2 separate regions of the Mus musculus genome follow, and region 1 is linked to region 2. A link is a loop called in an ENCODE intact Hi-C map of the cell type or tissue named here. Cell type or tissue: left cerebral cortex. All regions are shown on one strand.

Evidence for each region. A loop is a pair of places that touch in the nucleus more often than their neighbours do. Peaks named below come from ENCODE experiments on the same cell type or tissue, not always from the same donor. Only the 100,000 strongest peaks of a DNase experiment are listed, where the experiment ranks them.
Region 1: it touches region 2 in a loop (5-fold over the local background); 11 of 42 quality-filtered maps call a loop at or near these places.

What each region holds. Positions count from the first base shown.
Region 1 is chr12:117,353,330-117,361,329 of GRCm38, forward strand. No RefSeq gene overlaps it. Among named protein-coding and RNA genes, the nearest start is that of Gm5441, 20 kb to the left of the region's middle. In left cerebral cortex, no CTCF peak of the experiment used is centred here; a DNase peak (open chromatin) is centred at 4,684.
Region 2 is chr12:116,644,858-116,652,857 of GRCm38, forward strand. All of the region lies in intron 2 of Ptprn2 (protein tyrosine phosphatase, receptor type, N polypeptide 2), which reads left to right. Among named protein-coding and RNA genes, the nearest start is that of Gm31336, 110 kb to the right of the region's middle. In left cerebral cortex, CTCF peaks have their summits at 2,092 (motif pointing right), 3,902 (motif pointing right) and 4,113; DNase peaks (open chromatin) are centred at 2,143 and 3,912.

The DNA of each region.
Region 1 (8,000 bases), 710 kb after region 2:
AGAAGAAGAAGAAGAAGAAGAAGAAGAAGAAGAAGAAGCAGAAGCAGCAAGAGAGGAAGTGAGAGAGGAAGAGAAAAGGAAAAGGATATGGAATACCACTCACACCATGTCTGCTCTCTGCTCCACCATCCAAGAGTCTGCTGCAGTCTAGACCAAAGCAGCTATCAGCACTGCTTTTGGGCCGGTATACCAGGTCTGTAGCAGGAGACAGGTGCTAAAATAGTGACCATGCACCAAGAACTGTATATACCACAGAACTCTCAGGAAGTCCCAGAAGTTAGTACTGTGCTTATGCACTGGGGCATGGAGACAGAAAGCTGCTTCTCTCTGATGGGGCTAGAATTCAAACTTCTATCCACTGAGACACAAGTTTGAATCTGCCCACCTACCTTACTCAATGTTATACTCACAATCATTCATTCCCTAAGTTAGTCAACACTGTAGGCTGAGACATCTTGGCCCTCAAGGAAGACTTCAATTCTGGACCACATAACTACTTCCTGAAGGCAGTAGCAGTTGGTGGTGGGGGGGGAGGGGTAGCCCTGGAAGGGAGTGAATTCAAGTGTGGCCTCAACTTATCAGACACCCAGTCAGAAACCAAATCTGGCTCTTCAGTTGAGAGTGGTTAACTACATGTTCCCTGGAGAACAGTAGGATGGGACTCCACTGTCTATGCCATCCAAGGCTGTTTCCATAACCATTTGCCCAGAGTACCAGAAGGAGAGTTGACAGACGAGCTCTGACCAAAGGACATAAGAGCTGCTTCTGGGTCCCCTCTGAGTTTCAAGCATGGAGCTGGCTGGTGCAAAGGATAAACCATGAAGGATAACACAAGAAACCAGACACAAATGAGCACAGTGTCCTTGTTAGCAGGGGCACATGCCATGCACAAGAGGGCTGTATACCAGGAAGGGTGTGGTGCAGCCCAGGTAAACCCAGCTCTGTTACCTCCTTTTCCTCTTAGATTTAGAACACAGGGGGAAGGTACCCAAACTCTGGTGATAATTTTCTGCAGTCTGTCAATCAACTGAGGCTTCACATCGTGAGCCTCAAGGCTTCTCAGAGACCCCTCCCAACCAGGATAGAGGTGAAGCTGGCACAGGGGTTATTACCAGAGCAGCAGGAGGGGACCAAGCCAGAATCAAGGGATCAGAACCACGGCACAAACATGCTAGGCTTGGGAATCTCCACACTTAGATGGAGTGAGAAACAAAGGTGCAGGGGGTGGAGACAAGGTGAGGTGGAGGGGAGGACACGCTCCCAAAGATAGAATTGAATAAGTCCACAGGACAATGGTGAGCTGGCAGACATTTAAAAAGTAAAATGAATACATTTTTACAGAGGCAGACAGGACAGCTTTGTTCCATGGAAATGTGGGAGAGTGGGGAGGGAGCAATCTCTACCTGCATCAAGGTGCACCATACACAGGTATGGGGATTCACAAAGCTCCACACATAGAAGGCTGTAGTGTGTGTGTGTGTGTGTGTGTGTGTGTGTGTGTGTGTGTGTGTGTGTGTTTGAGGGGACGGTGTCTGTACTTTGTTCTGTTTTTATACAGGGTCTTACATAGCCCAGAATTCATTATGTAGGCAAGGACAACCTTAAACTTCTGACCCACCATGCCTGATTTTATATGGTACTGGGGCTTTGTATGCAGTACATACCTGTAATCTGAACACTTGCAGGGGGAGAGATACAGGAGAACTGGAAGTCAAGATCACCCTTGGCTACATAGTGAGTTTGAGACCAGCCTGGATACATAAGATCCTGTCTCAAGAAATATTAGTTAAGCTGGGTGTGGTAGTGTATAACTTTAATACCAGCAGTTGGGAGGCAGAGGCAGGGTGATCTTTGTGAGTTCAAGGCCAGCCTAGTTAGTCTACATAGTGAGTTCCAGGACAACTAAAGCTACATAGTGAGATCTTGTCTCAAAAACAAACAAACAAACAAACAAACAAACAAACAGAAATACTTGTTAAACAAAATAAAATGCAATAGTATAAAACCAAAGTGGGGGTGGGGGGGAACACTTGTTGACCTATCCACCTTAACATTTAAAGACTACCAAAGGCAGCACAGTTGCACAAAGTCATCATTCCAGCAGGGCTGAAGCTGAAGCAGGAGCATCACCATGAGTTTCAAGCCTGGAATCCATGGTGAGACACTGTATCATAAAAACAAGAAGAGGGGCCACTCATTCCTGAGGCCACAGTAGGAGCTGTAGGAAGAAGGAACCTCCAATTTGTTCCCAGCACATGGAGGCCAGCAGAGCTCGGGGCTCTGTCTTGTTCTGCAGTTCACAGCTTGATGAACCCACTTGAGGCCAAAGTGCAGAACAGCAGAGGGGGTTCACGTAAAACTAATCTATCTGCAAAACACCCAGGAAAGAGATGGTAGTCTGGCTCAGTGGATAAAGGCTCTTGATATTCAAGCCTGCTGACCTGAATTAAATCCCCAAACCAAAGGTAAAAGGAAGAACTAATGCCCACAATCCCCAAACCAAAGGTAAAAGGAAGAACTAATGCCCACAAGTTGTCGTCTGACCACCGCATGTGTACTGTGATACATGTGCCCCAGAATGATGATAATCATCATCATCTTCATCATCATCATCGGTGGCGGCAGCAGCAGCATTTTAAGAAAACACCCAGGAAGGGGCTGGAAAAATATCTCAGTGGTTAAGCCCTTGCTGTTCTTACAGAGGACCCAGGTTCATTTCTCAGCTCCCTCATGTTAACACTCCTTCACAACCACTTGCAACTCTAGTTCCAGAGTATGCAACCTCCCTTTCTGGCCTCCATGGAAACAAAGCATACAAGTGGTTCTCATGCATGCATGCAGTCAGGCAAACACTCAAACACATAAAATAAAAATTTTAAACACACACACACACACACACACACACACACACACCCCTCCCAGGAGAAGGGGGCAGTCATCGGGTCTAGAGCATGGAAGAGGAGTGTCTTCCCCATCTCTTAATCTTTCATACTTAAAGAGGAAGAAAAGCATGTATGCATTAAAACAAACCCTCAAAGAGCTTGTACAGTATGTAGAGTTTTGCCTAGCATGCAGAAAGCCCTAGGTTTGACTCCTAGCAATTCGTCATTAGATGAGGTAGTGCATGCCTGTAATCCCAGCAGCTGGAGGCAGGGGGATCAGAAGTTCAAGGTCATCCTAGGCTACATAGTGAGTTTGAGGCTTGCCTGGGCTACATGGACTTGTCTCAACAACAACAACAACTACAACAACACCCAAAAATAACCCCTCAAGGAAACAAAGCACAAGTCTCTAACCTAGAAACAATGTATGTGTCTGTAACCTAGAAACAATGTACGTGACTCTGACCTGGAAACAACGGTATCTTTTCAGCTGAGATAAAATCCTGACCCTCTGTTTTTCTTCTTTCTTGCAGTGGCCTGTTGGTTCAGAACAGAGTCAAAGATGATGCCCACTGGGATAGACTGTGGCCAAGAACAAGGGCCACCAGTTCTGATTTGGAGCCAGTCAACTCCCTGGCTAGAGACAGCTGTTGTCTCTGGGGTAGAGCCCATTCCTTTTAGCTCCACAGTCTCCAGCAGGGGATACACACTCTTTCAGGGCTCCCCAAGCTCACAGGAGAATCCCCCAGGCAGGCTGGGAAGGCTCAATGTGCCCCTGATTTCTGGCTTCACAGCGGCTGCACTGTAAATCCTTCTTATGGCAGTTTCACTGGACACTGAGCAAGAAAAGCAATGTTGGCTCAAGATGGAGAATGATACATACGGCCATTCTGGAAGACATTAACTCCGAGCCTGATGCATAGGTTTATAGGATCTGAAGAGCCTCCTGTTGTCACACTAACACTGATAAATGACAGCTGAGCCAGAAGGAATGTAACAGGGCAGTGCTGCTGTCAGGGAGAGTATGAGGATATGGAGATGTGGCCAGACAGCAGGGTCTGCCACATGAGTGTGGACACAAAACTTGTAGTTCCATAGACCAAGGCTGTCCTCACTCTCAGTCCCCAAATCTCTGTCCCTGTAGGCTTTCCTCCTCCACCTGATGTTTTCTTCAGAGTACAGGTTAAGGCTGGAGGATGGAGAAAGAGATGGTTTTCATGGAAGTGCTAAATATCCAGGGAAAAGACAACTCAGGGCCGATCTGGGAGTTGGGCAGCATATCTAAAGTGAGACTGTACCCTTCCCGGGAAACAGGCTCTAACTGTTACAAGCAAAGGAGAGGAGGATTGCCCCCCCCCAAGCCCCGCTCAACTGTGGGCTCCTCACATCACCCATTCAATGGCAGATAGTGTTAATCCTGGTGGTTAGGTTGTCAGAACACACATGGTGCACCTAGGCCTGTGGGTTAGACTACCTGGTTCTTGAGGTGTCTCGACAAAGTAAGTGACTTAAGAGAATCCTACATACAGCTTTGGGAACCTTATACCTGAAGTCTGGGTGCCTCCCTTCCTCTAACACAAGGAAGGCTCTGAGGAAAGGTCCTTCCACTCCTCTTCCAACTTCTGATGTTGCCAGAGACCCTAGAGTCTTCCCCTGGGAGAGGGACCACTCTGCTCTGCTTCCGTTTCCACATAGCTTTCCCTGTCTGTCCTCCACTTCTTCTGTCTCCATATGGCCTCCTCCCCCTCCTCTGTCTGTCTCTGAGCAGCCCCCTCTTCTTCTGTTGCCATATAGCCTCCTTCTCCTCTCTCCACATGGTTCCTTTTCTGTCTCCATAGTTTCCTCTATGCCTCCATATGGCCTCCCCTGTGTCCGCACAGCTTCTTTCTGTCTCCATACAGCCTCTCCTCCTCCCTCCTCCTCCTCCCCTTCTTCTTCCTCTCCCCTTACCTCCTCTCCATCTTTCCTCTCCATCTTACTCTTCCTCTGTGCAACTTCACACAAGGTGTCTTACAAGAACATCAGCCTAATGGCTGAGAGTCCAGTCCCAGGCAGGTCTCATCTGAACTGGACTCTAGAGATCTTGTCTTCAAACAAGACTACCTTTGTACCAGTGTGGGGATGACTTGCACAGTTCTCTGGGTAACAAACCCAGCCCACAACAGTTAGGCCAATAGGGTGCTGTTATAAACACTCCCATCCCTAGAGAGAGCAAATATTACCCAAGGGTGACAGAAACCCTGGTCTGACCACTTCCAACTCCAAAAATCTTTTTTTTTTTTTGAAAGGCCGCATCTCATGTGCCCTAGGCTAGCCTTGAACTTCTTTCTGATCTTCTTGCTTCTTTCTCCCTAATACTGGGATGGCAGGCATGTATCACCACACCCAGTTTTATGTGGCATCAGAATTGAACACAGAACCTTACACATGTTTGGCATGCAGTGCACACAGCTGAGATACATCCCAGCCCTTGACCCCCTAATTCTAACTTACCCTTAAAATCAACTACCAGCTCCGAATCACCTGTCAATAGCAAGGATGGAGACAAGGAACCGAAGTCATCCTGAAGACTTACTTCCCACCCTCCAAGAAGGCATCACTGGCCAAGGACCATCTGAGAATGGCTGGTGTGGCTACACTTGGGTGGAGGCTTTCTTTCAACAAAAAGTTTGTCGAAGATGGACCAGTAGCCAGATAGGATACCATACATTTTAATGTCAGCTACTCCAGGCTGAAGCAAGAAGGTGGCAAGTTCAAGGCCCCACAGAGGAGTGAGTGTGCACTCAGAACTCCTTTTTCAGAGAACCCAGTCTAAACCAGTGAGTGGTGTAAAGCTGAGTTCAGCCAGGCCTGGAAGCCCTCACCTTTAATGCCAGCACTGTGGAGGCAGAGGCAGGCAGAACTCTGTGAGTTCGAGGCCAGTCTGGGCTACGTGGTAGGTTTCAGGACAGCCAGGGCTATGTAGAGACACCCTGACTTCGGTGTCCCCTTTCCCCACTCAGTGTCCCAGATAGAACAGGGCAGATGATACTGCTGAAACTGTTTCATGTTTACAAATGTGTACAACACCTGGTGCAAGGCCTCGCCGTGCACAAACACCTGCCTGTTGCCTCTCTCCACCCACCAATCTGAACTCCCAGCAGCCCCAGCTTATCCTGAAAGATGAGATGCACTCCTTAGAGACAGACTTCACAGCCGACCTCGGGTGAAAAAAATCCATCTTCTGTCCTCAGGGATTGCCCCCACCTCAGCATCTCCTTTGAGGGGAAGTACACTAACGGGTGTACCTTGTTCCAAACCATTGACCTTGAGATCATCACATGTGCATCCTGAAGCACGCGTGACTGAGGCAGCTGTGGGCATGCTTCTGTGCTCTGCAGGACACTGCCTCCGATGAGCTGAAGAACTGCTTTCCAGGACCAGCCACCTCTGTGTACCCAAGCAAAACCAGCAATAGAAGAGCTGGAAGATTCCCTGGGCCGGCTGGGTCAGCTTGATCTTGCTATACAAGAAAGGGACTTGATCCTGAGCCCTCACTGGTGGGCCACCCCTAACAAAGGCCTCCTGAGCACCTTCTGCTCAGAAGTCTTCCCTCTGGTACCCTGCCTCACGACACTGCTACTTCCTTGTGGTGCTGGGCTCAGAGCTTCATATGATACACAAGCAGGACAAGGCCACTGTCCCTGAAGCAGTATTGCAGTCTCGATGGCAGCTGACTGCCATGGGCTACAGCTGGGCATTCTGTGAGTGGGGCATATGGGGTAGAGTCATGGAAAGGTCTACTGGGATTAGACCATAAGCAGGTCTGGGTCTATCAGGAGGCTGCTTCCTGGCATCAGCACAGGCTCTGTACCCCTGGGTAAGTGCTGGTCACCTGTAGATGGCTGCTACCAGCCTCCCAGTCCCCCAATTTCCGGGTGGTATTACTTAACACCTAGAGTGAAGGCTCTTCCCTGGGCACATGCTTCTTATCTCTGCTCCCTCTACACTGAGAGAAAAGTGTTTTCAACTAAAGAAGGTTGCAAAAGGAAATTATCCAGCTTTTCCCTTAAGACATGCTCCCAATTCGTCACACCGAGCTTGGCGTGAATCATAGCAGCCAGACTATATTTGTGCCACCAGTCCCTACAGAGCAAGGTGAGGTTCACGGCTTCTGGAAATTTCTGAAATTGTTGGTAACTGTTCTCCTCATTAGTGGCCACAGACTGTGTGTGTGAGAAAGGAGCATGGAGCCAAGGCAAATCTGTCACTCAGTGTTGACTGCCACCAGCAAGTGGCTCCATTCCTGTTTGATCTTTCAATTCAAAGAAGGGTCTGACTTTTTTTTTTTTTAAATTGGACTTTCAATACTGTCTCATATCCACCATTTGGACTCTTTGTAGGGGGCTTCTAAAATTCAAAGAACTGACTCGCGCTAAGTACATGCACATTCCTTTAGCAATACTGTGTCTTAATTAACTATTGAATCAGCGTTTGGGAATGTTATAGACAGCTATAATCTACTGCTATTCATGTCAAATTTGAAGTTTTTTGATTACTAGTATGTGTGTCCTTGAAAGTGGTAACAAAAGTTTCTATTTTGGAGCAGCTACTGTTTAGTCCAAAGGGTCATATTTTATGACAACAATTTGCTTTTTACAGCTTTGTTTAATGATCTGTGATTTGAGCTACACCCTAATTAACCCCAACTTGGTCTAAACTGGCTCTGATAAACAGAACTAGTACTGAAGAGGAGAGACATTAGAGGCTGCCAGAGGTGAGATACACATAGTCTCCATATGCAGGGCCCAGCCCGATTCTGATGATACACAACTGCTTTTAAATTACAGAGATCCAGTCCAATGTGCCAGCAGCCTCTGGGTCTAAAACAGCTGCCTATCGCTGTGTGAAATCAGCTCAACCCTGACTCTGTCTTAAATTCATGTTCTCCAAGGCGTATAGCACTTAGAGCTAAGTGTTTATCAATATGGCTAAAAATTAAGTAGGGAGGTGTAAGAACATATAAAAAGAGGAGAAAAAGACTCTCTCTCTAGTGTACTCATCCTGGTCCCACATCAATCACTGTGTTGAGCCAACGCCTAGAAGGCAGTGTGGAGCATGCCCAGTGGAGCAGCCTTC
Region 2 (8,000 bases):
TGTAATCCTAGCACTCTGGAGGTGAAGGCAGCATATCAGGATACTGCAGGCCATTCTATGTCACTTAGAAAGTTGTAGCCAGCCAAGTCTACATGAACCCATTTCAAAGTATAGAGAAGAAAGTTCTCAATAGTTAGCTACAGGTAGCCACGCTAGGAAGAGGGGAGAAAGGCATTAAAGGCACATGGCCTCAGGGCTCCCTGGAACAGCTGAGCTGCATGGACTCAGAAGTAGGCACTAGGACCGGTTCCCCCAAACTTTGGAAAGCAAGTGCATAAAGCCAGCTTAGGAAGACACCAGTTTTTCCCTTTTTGAAAAACCAAACTGTTTTTAGAGAGGTGATATCAAATTTCTTAAAAACCACCTTCTTCTACCCTTAAAATATTTACCAGAACCTTCAGTATTTGCTGGACTCTATATGTTCTGTGAGGGCTGCTCTTTCCTCCTGGAGTGTCAGAGGGATGATAATCAGCCAGGTCATCACTTAGAGACACTATGGAGGTCCTCAGCCCGCCCTGGCTCTCTGCAGAGGGCAAGCTCATGTCTCATACATTGCCATTTGCTCAACATAAGGCACCTGCAGGTTTCTACTGTTTACAGTGTAGACTCTGTACTATACCTTTACAGTATGGAGAAGTGTGTGAAGGCTTCAGAAAAGCCTGCCTGGATCTCCTCTCCTTCTCCCCTCTTCTCTCCTTGGTAATTCATTGTCCTAACAAGGGCTCAGCCATCCATCTCCAGCTCCTATCTTTTTTAGGTATAGTTTGGCAGCCCTGAGCCTAGCAGGTGGCACTTCCACCTGCAGGTAGATCCATAGGATCTTTGTCTTCTATAAGTCCCCCTTTGACACCATACAAGAGCTCTGAGATCATGTGTGGAGACTGGTTTAGGGTTATGGTCTTTGTAGGCCTTTTTATTAAGTAGAAGAAAAGTGATTTCCAGAATGGTCTCATGGTATGACAATTAATATTGTTTCTTTAAAAATAATGTTCACAGTAACAGTGTTTCAAATGGTGTTGTGATAGAAGAGACAAACACAAAGTTACTCTGCAAGCACAGAGTTCCTGGGAGAGATGCTTCCCACTGCATTGTCCAATTGACCTATTGGACCCACTGTTGTGTTTTATAAAAAGAAAGAGAAGAGCCAGGGAGATGTTTGGTGCAGGCACGGTATGATGGGAGGGGGTGCTTCTGCAGGCCCATTCTGAGGCATCCCTTCCCCCTGAGGTACCAGCCACATGAAGGTATAGTATAGAATAGAGTTTATTTAGGGCATAGGGAGGGGACTTGAGGGGGTAGTAGAGAGAGAGAGAGAGAGAGAGAGAGAGAGAGAGAGACAGAGAGAGAGGCCATGAGCATATAGAGAGGGAAGAGGGGAATGGGAAGAGACAGAGAGGAGGGTAAGGGAGCAAGAGAAGAGAAGAGAAGAGAAGAGAGCAAGAGAGTGAGGAGGGGACAAGCAGCCTCTTTTATAGTGAGTCAGGCTTACCTGGCTTTTGACAGGTAACTGTGGGGCGGAGCCTAAATGACATGCCAATACCCACTCTCCTTTTCTTTTCTTGAGGCTGAGTTGTTGCTGTAGCCAAGTTACAAAGAGAGTCATGGATTTAAAGAGGGTTGCAGACAGAGGAACCCCAATCTGTGCACTCTCTTTCCTGATCATTTGGAATTTCCCTGTGCTCATCGAATGACTCATTTTATTAATTTGATTTGGTGACACTCAGTAATAAACGTCAACTTTCAGGAACTCATATTTAGCATCTAATTCTGGTGAGGGGACACTAATGTCAGTATCCTCCACGTCTATGTTTCCCTTGGTGAGAAAGAAAGATGCACGGCAACTCTTCTTGCCCTTGTCTTCAAACTTGACTTAAGATTCCACTCTGGGTCAGCTCTGCTAACCTGCCCTTTGTGATCTGCCCAGGAAGAGGCAGTTGTGCCTTTTTCTTTTGGTTTATTGAGATTAGAAGACATATCATACTACCTTGGGTTGATTTTGCATTCAGTCCCACAGACATGCAGGGTGTGTGTCTTTATGTCTTTAGGTTTTCTGTGCCTGGCATGAAGGTATTTTTATCCAGCCCTGATAGCCACCAGATGTCAGTATAGCTGAGCAAACAGACTTCTCTGACAAAGGTGGCAGAGCAGGTGGTGGCTCTATCAGCTGGGTCCAGGTGAGGTTTGCTTCTTGCCCCAAGGGAATTTGCACAGAGCTGAAGCTCTGCAGGAACTCCAATGGCTTATATGATGGGAGACACTGATTTTCACTGTGTGGTCCCCAAGTGAACTGGTGGCAGTTCTCCAGATGTCTAATTCTGCAGCTTCATATTTTAGAAGATGCAGGGAGGATTGCAGACTAGGCTATGATGCCATCTGCATGGCTTAGGGCCCAGGACTTTGAAGACCAAATTTATCTTTGCCCACAGGACAATTTCCTATCTTGTTGGTGTTCCTGGGGGCCTTTGCATATAGTCTGAAGACCTCCAGCTCATCATTGCCCCAGCCAGAGGCCAAGCATTCTCTCTATCAGGGCCCTTTGCAGACTAGACACTGTCCTATGTGAACGATATTTACTCCCATCTTGTAGCTGAGGGAAGTAGAGTCATTTGCCTCTGGTCTCAGGCTCCCATCTGATGACTGTCTGCAGAAAAAAAGAAAAAGAAAAAAAGACAGAACAAAACAAAAACAAACAAAAAAAACCCAAAAACCCAAGCCATGGTATAATTCTAGAACTAAAGTCTCAAACCAGGCTCCCTTTTTCTGCATCTGTTCTGCAACTGTGTGGCTGCTTTGTGAGCAGGGGTTGGGGGGTTCCAAAGGTGTGTGAATAAGCAGAGCAGGACACAAATTTTGGATAGTTGTTGGCACTACGAGTAGATAAGTAGCTACCCAGGAGTGTGACTGGATGAAGAGACCCTCGAAGGCTGCTCTAAATCTGTGTCCACCTGGCTGGGGAAGAGTTGTCCGGGAGAATTTTCTCCTTGGGGACCTAGAGGTCACTAGGCAGCATTCCTCTTCTATGGTCACAAGGACAAACCAAAGCTCAGTTCCACTGAAGCCCCACCCCTCCCAGTTCCCACCTGAAGTAACTGATGAGTTCATTGGGCTTACTCACAAGCATGGGCGTATGACAGGACCCTAGTGTGTTCCAGGGTAAGCTTCCCTTCTCTCCATGAAACACACCACAAGTCTCAGATGTGGGGGTTCTCTTTGAGACTATTATTTATGATCTTAGTGTAGGGTATGCTGCTTTACTGTTGGAAAGGTATTCCCAAGTCTCACGAGTCTAAGTCTTCCCATGTACCTGCAAGCCACCCCATAACACAGCAGGCAGATCCTTCTGCCCAGTGGCAAAGGTGTGTGTGTGTGTGTGTGTGTGTGTGTGTGTGTGTGTGTTACTTGCCAGTTAGGAGCAGTGACCATGTCCTCATAGCTGTATGCTGTGTCCCTGTTAGGTATGACATTGAGACAGAAATTTCTATAGAGCCTAGGCACAGAGCAGCTGCATTCAGTGGCCTCAGTGACCTGAATAGGTAAGGTCTGGACTAAGCTATGGTTCACAGAGTTTCCTTTAACCCAGGCATCCTTTGTGGCCACTTGAGCCATTGCAGAGGGGCCTATCAGGCAGAGGGGCCTGCATTGCTGAGGTTGTTAGTTTAGGGTATGCATCTGGGAATCTTAGAGATATAGGATCTGGAGACCTGTGACATGGATCTAGGACTCTTGGGTAAATGGATACTGGAGGCAGTAGGGGGAACACACCAAGTTCTGGGGGATGGTGAAGTCCCTAGGATAGAGGTGATGTGACTACATTGAACTACTGTTCCTCAAAGAAGTCCCCAGTGTCTGCTCTGGTACTTGGCTAAATGGTGCCTAGTGTTTCTACCTAAGTCTCCCAGCAGGGGGCACAAGCACCATGAGTAAGAGACCATGTGGGATGAAATGAGATCAAGCAAGCAGCCAACATAAATAAATGCATCTGATATTGAGGGCTGCTGAAGCCCCAGCCTGACTGATCCTGGTTAGCGTCATTGCCCAAGGCATCAGGGAAACAAAAGAGACTTTTGTTTTACTCCACAGTGCCCCCTACCAGCCAACCAATCCAGTGTGTGGGGAATAAAGCTGGAGGTGAATCCCACAAAGACTAGACAGCACACAGTATCTTGGCAGGTATGCTGGTTGTGGTAGCATGGTGCTGCCGTGGGACTACCTTCCGATCTGTTGATGTCTTGAAGCTGGAAGGACTTGATGACATCATGCTAGTTCACTGGGATAGCCAGGTGTGGCCTGCTATGTGTTATGCTTCACTGTGTGAAATTAGACACTACAGGGTCGGGTGTATCCACTACACAGTACCACATATTAACTCCAAAGGTGTTGGCAGGCAGATTTACCAAAATCACAAATATGCATCACCTGTATAATAGTCAGAAGCTATGTTCCTGCAGGCTGTGGTACATAGTCTATGGAGCTTGAACTGGTTCCTTATGATCTAACTCTAGGATGCAATAGAAAACCAAACCATGCTTGGCTAGGTACTCCAAATCATATTGGGCAAAGCTGATCTTTATAAAAGGGCTCAGGTTGTACTCTTTGTAGGAATGAGACTACTATGTGCTGTTATATCTCTTGTGTGTGTGTGTGTGTGTGTGTGTGTGTGTGAGAGAGAGAGAGAGAGAGAGAGAGATGGAGAGGGAGAGAGAGAGAGAGAGAGAGAGAGAGAGAGAGAGAGAGAGAGAGGGAGACACACACACACACACACACACACACACACACACACACACACACACACACACTTGGAGTAGATACAAGGACAGCTTTCAGAAGTTGGTCTTTCCTCCTACCATGGGTTCTGAGGATCGAGTTCAGGTTGTCAAGTTTGTGTAGCAAGTATTTTTGCCCACTGAGCCATCTCTCTGACCCCTGATTGATTGATTGATTGATTGATTGATTTAATCTTGTATTGGAGAAGCCCGTTGGCTAGGGTGTTCCTGACTCCACATGCCACATATAAAGCAGTACAGGAAGAATTTGTAGCTATTCTAGGTGTCTGACCCCTTAGCCCCCAAGTCCTGCACTGCCCCCAAGGCCTATAATGTACGACTACATAGCAGCCCAAGACACTATCCCCAAAGGCCCCAAAGACCCCAAAGGCCTCAAAGGCCCTGGAAGAGGTTGCCTGATTATTTTTAAGTGACTTCAGTTATTTTGGCTAAATCATCGAAGATAGGAGAACAACTCTGACCTTAATAGGTTGAGACCACTGATAGGCTTAAGGGAGATTCTGCAGGCTTCTTATGTGCACCAGTGAAGTCAGCAAGGAGGAGGGTGTAGCACACATCTTCAGCGCCTGGGACTGAAAAGAGAATAATCCCTATGAGCTCAGAGCCCTCTGGGTTAATGAAAAGATCTGCATTGTGATGTGTTGGATTATTTAGGAAACTGCCATGACGGCCAGACTAGCTGCTGAGATCCTTCATCGGCTTTCCAGAGGACATCTCAAGGTGAAAATCGGCTGCAAGCAGGCCCAGGTGGCTGGGTGATTAAAGATGGCTTTAGTCTGCTTAGAGAGGGACAGGCCCGGGGCGTGCAATCCAAACCACCTCAGGGACTCTAAATAGGAGGCAGACCAACTCCACTACCATAACAGTACTCAGTGAATGATGCTATGTTGTATATACTCTATCTGAGATCATGACTCTCCCACTATGGACCAATGATGAGTGGTGGGGACCTAACAGCTTACTCAGAGAGCAGCTTGGTGCAGACTGTACAATATGGGGCTGGGATGGTTGGTTAATCTTCATTAACAGTTTGGCAGGATTTAGAACCACTCAGAAGACGTACTTCCCTGGACATTTCCAGAGAGTAGTTTTACTGAAGAGTATATTTGAAGGGGACACAGTAAAGAAAAGAATGTGGTGGTTGCTCCCTTGAGGGAATGTTTTTGTTGTACACACAAGAGAGAGCAAAATCTCTAGAGGCATCTTGAAGAGTCCAGAGCAGAGAGAAAACCAAAACAAAATAAAAAACCCAAAACCCAAAACCCCAAAAACAAACAAACAAACAAAGCCAAAACAGCCTGGGCACAGCCAGGGCTTGGGAGAATATCAGGAACAGTAGATATGCTGAGATAGCAGAGAGTAGCCAGAGAGAAGAGTAGAGAGTAGTAGGTTTTGGGGCAATAAGGAGTAGCTGAGTAGAGAGAAGCTCAAGAACTGGATCAGGCCTAGGAGTTTAGGGTAGAGGAGATGGGTGTGATAGGGACCAGAATGCTAGTGTGGAATTTGAAAGGTGTAATATCTACTTGTGAATGAGGACTGTAGGAGCCTGGAGACCAGCATGGACTTTGATATGAGAGGTGCCATAGGTATATGTCAATGGAGAGCCAAGGCCATGGTGAGGCAGCCCCATGGTCCATATGGCTTAGGGTCTCTAGCCAATGAATGTCCTGGCTTGTCATTGATGACCTTCTCCACAAGAGACAGTGGCATGAGGGTCTTCTAAGTCTGTGCCAGGAGGTTTACAGTAGACTTCAGCTCAAATGTCCCCTTCTGATTTGGGTGCCACATTAATGAAAAATACCGGATTCCCACACAGTTCCATGACAATTGATCCCTAATGATTTCATTGAAGCCATCATGGTATTTAATCTTAGTTAGGGTTTCTATTGCTATGATGAAACACTATGGCCAAAGCATCTTGGGAAGGAAAGGGCTTACTCACCTTATTCCTCCATATTGCTGTTCTTCATAAAAAGAAATCAGGACAGGAACTCAAGCAAGGCAGGAACCTGGAGGCAGGAGCTAATGCAGAGGCCATGGAGGGGTGCTATTTATTGGCTTGCTCTTCATGGCTTGCTCTGCCTGCTTTCTTATAGAACCCAGAACCACCAGTCCAGGGGAGGCACCATCCACAATGGGCTAGGCCCTCCCACATCAATTATTAATTAAGAAAATGCTTTATAGCTCAATTTCATGTTGACACTTTCTCAACTGAAGTTCACTTCTCTCACATGACTTTAGCTTGTGTCAAGTTGACAAAATCATCAACACACAAACGCAATGATTCAGTGGGAAAAGTGCTTGCTGTGTGAGGATCCGAGTTTGGATCCTCAGAACCCATGGAAAAGCTGGGCATGGAGATCTACATTGTAACTCCAGGGCTTGTGGTGGAGGCTGGGAGCTTGCTGGCCAGCTGGTCTCAAATTAGTGAGCTCCTGGTTCAATGAAAGACCCTGTCTCAAAAAATATGGTGGGGAAAGACATAGAAAGATGCTCTACATTGACTTCTGGCTTCCACATGAACATGCACCCCAAACATGTGTATGCACATGCACACACACACACACACACACACACACACACACAAACACACACCACACTACAAACCAACATCTGGCTTCTTGATAGTAGAGATCAAGCTTGTGGTATCGTAGCTAAATTCATCTGGGCTTCAAAGCTGCTGGCAAAGGCTCAAAGGACACCGTTCATGGACCAACCAGACCAAAAGGCTCATGACGTCTGTGAGAAAAGAACTCTTACTGGTGGAACTAAAACTGCTTCCTTGTCTCTGTACTTATCCTGACTGTAGTCAGTCTCCACCTGCCCACCTGCAAGCATTCGTATGGGTTCATGCACTGATCAACCTCACTGGGCTCCTTCTGGATTTCCCTGTGTGAATGGCAACTAATTGTGTCTAAAGCCAAAGGACAGCTCAATCAGATCTTGAGAGCCTCCAGGTATGCAGTGTATAAGCCCCAGGCACTGTGACTCTGGTGGGTTATGAGTGAAGCTGGTACTCTGGTGAGCCATTTCTAGCTCAACTTGGCTCAGCCAATGGTGTGATGAAGAAGATGGACAAGAGGTAGCTGCCTCAGGAACCTGTGTACTTCCCTAAGCCAGAATCCTGATGGGCGAATCAACTGCACCATGCTATGATGACCCACAGACTTGCGACCCTGGCTGAGATATCTGAATGGTAAAAAGTCAGGAGAAAGG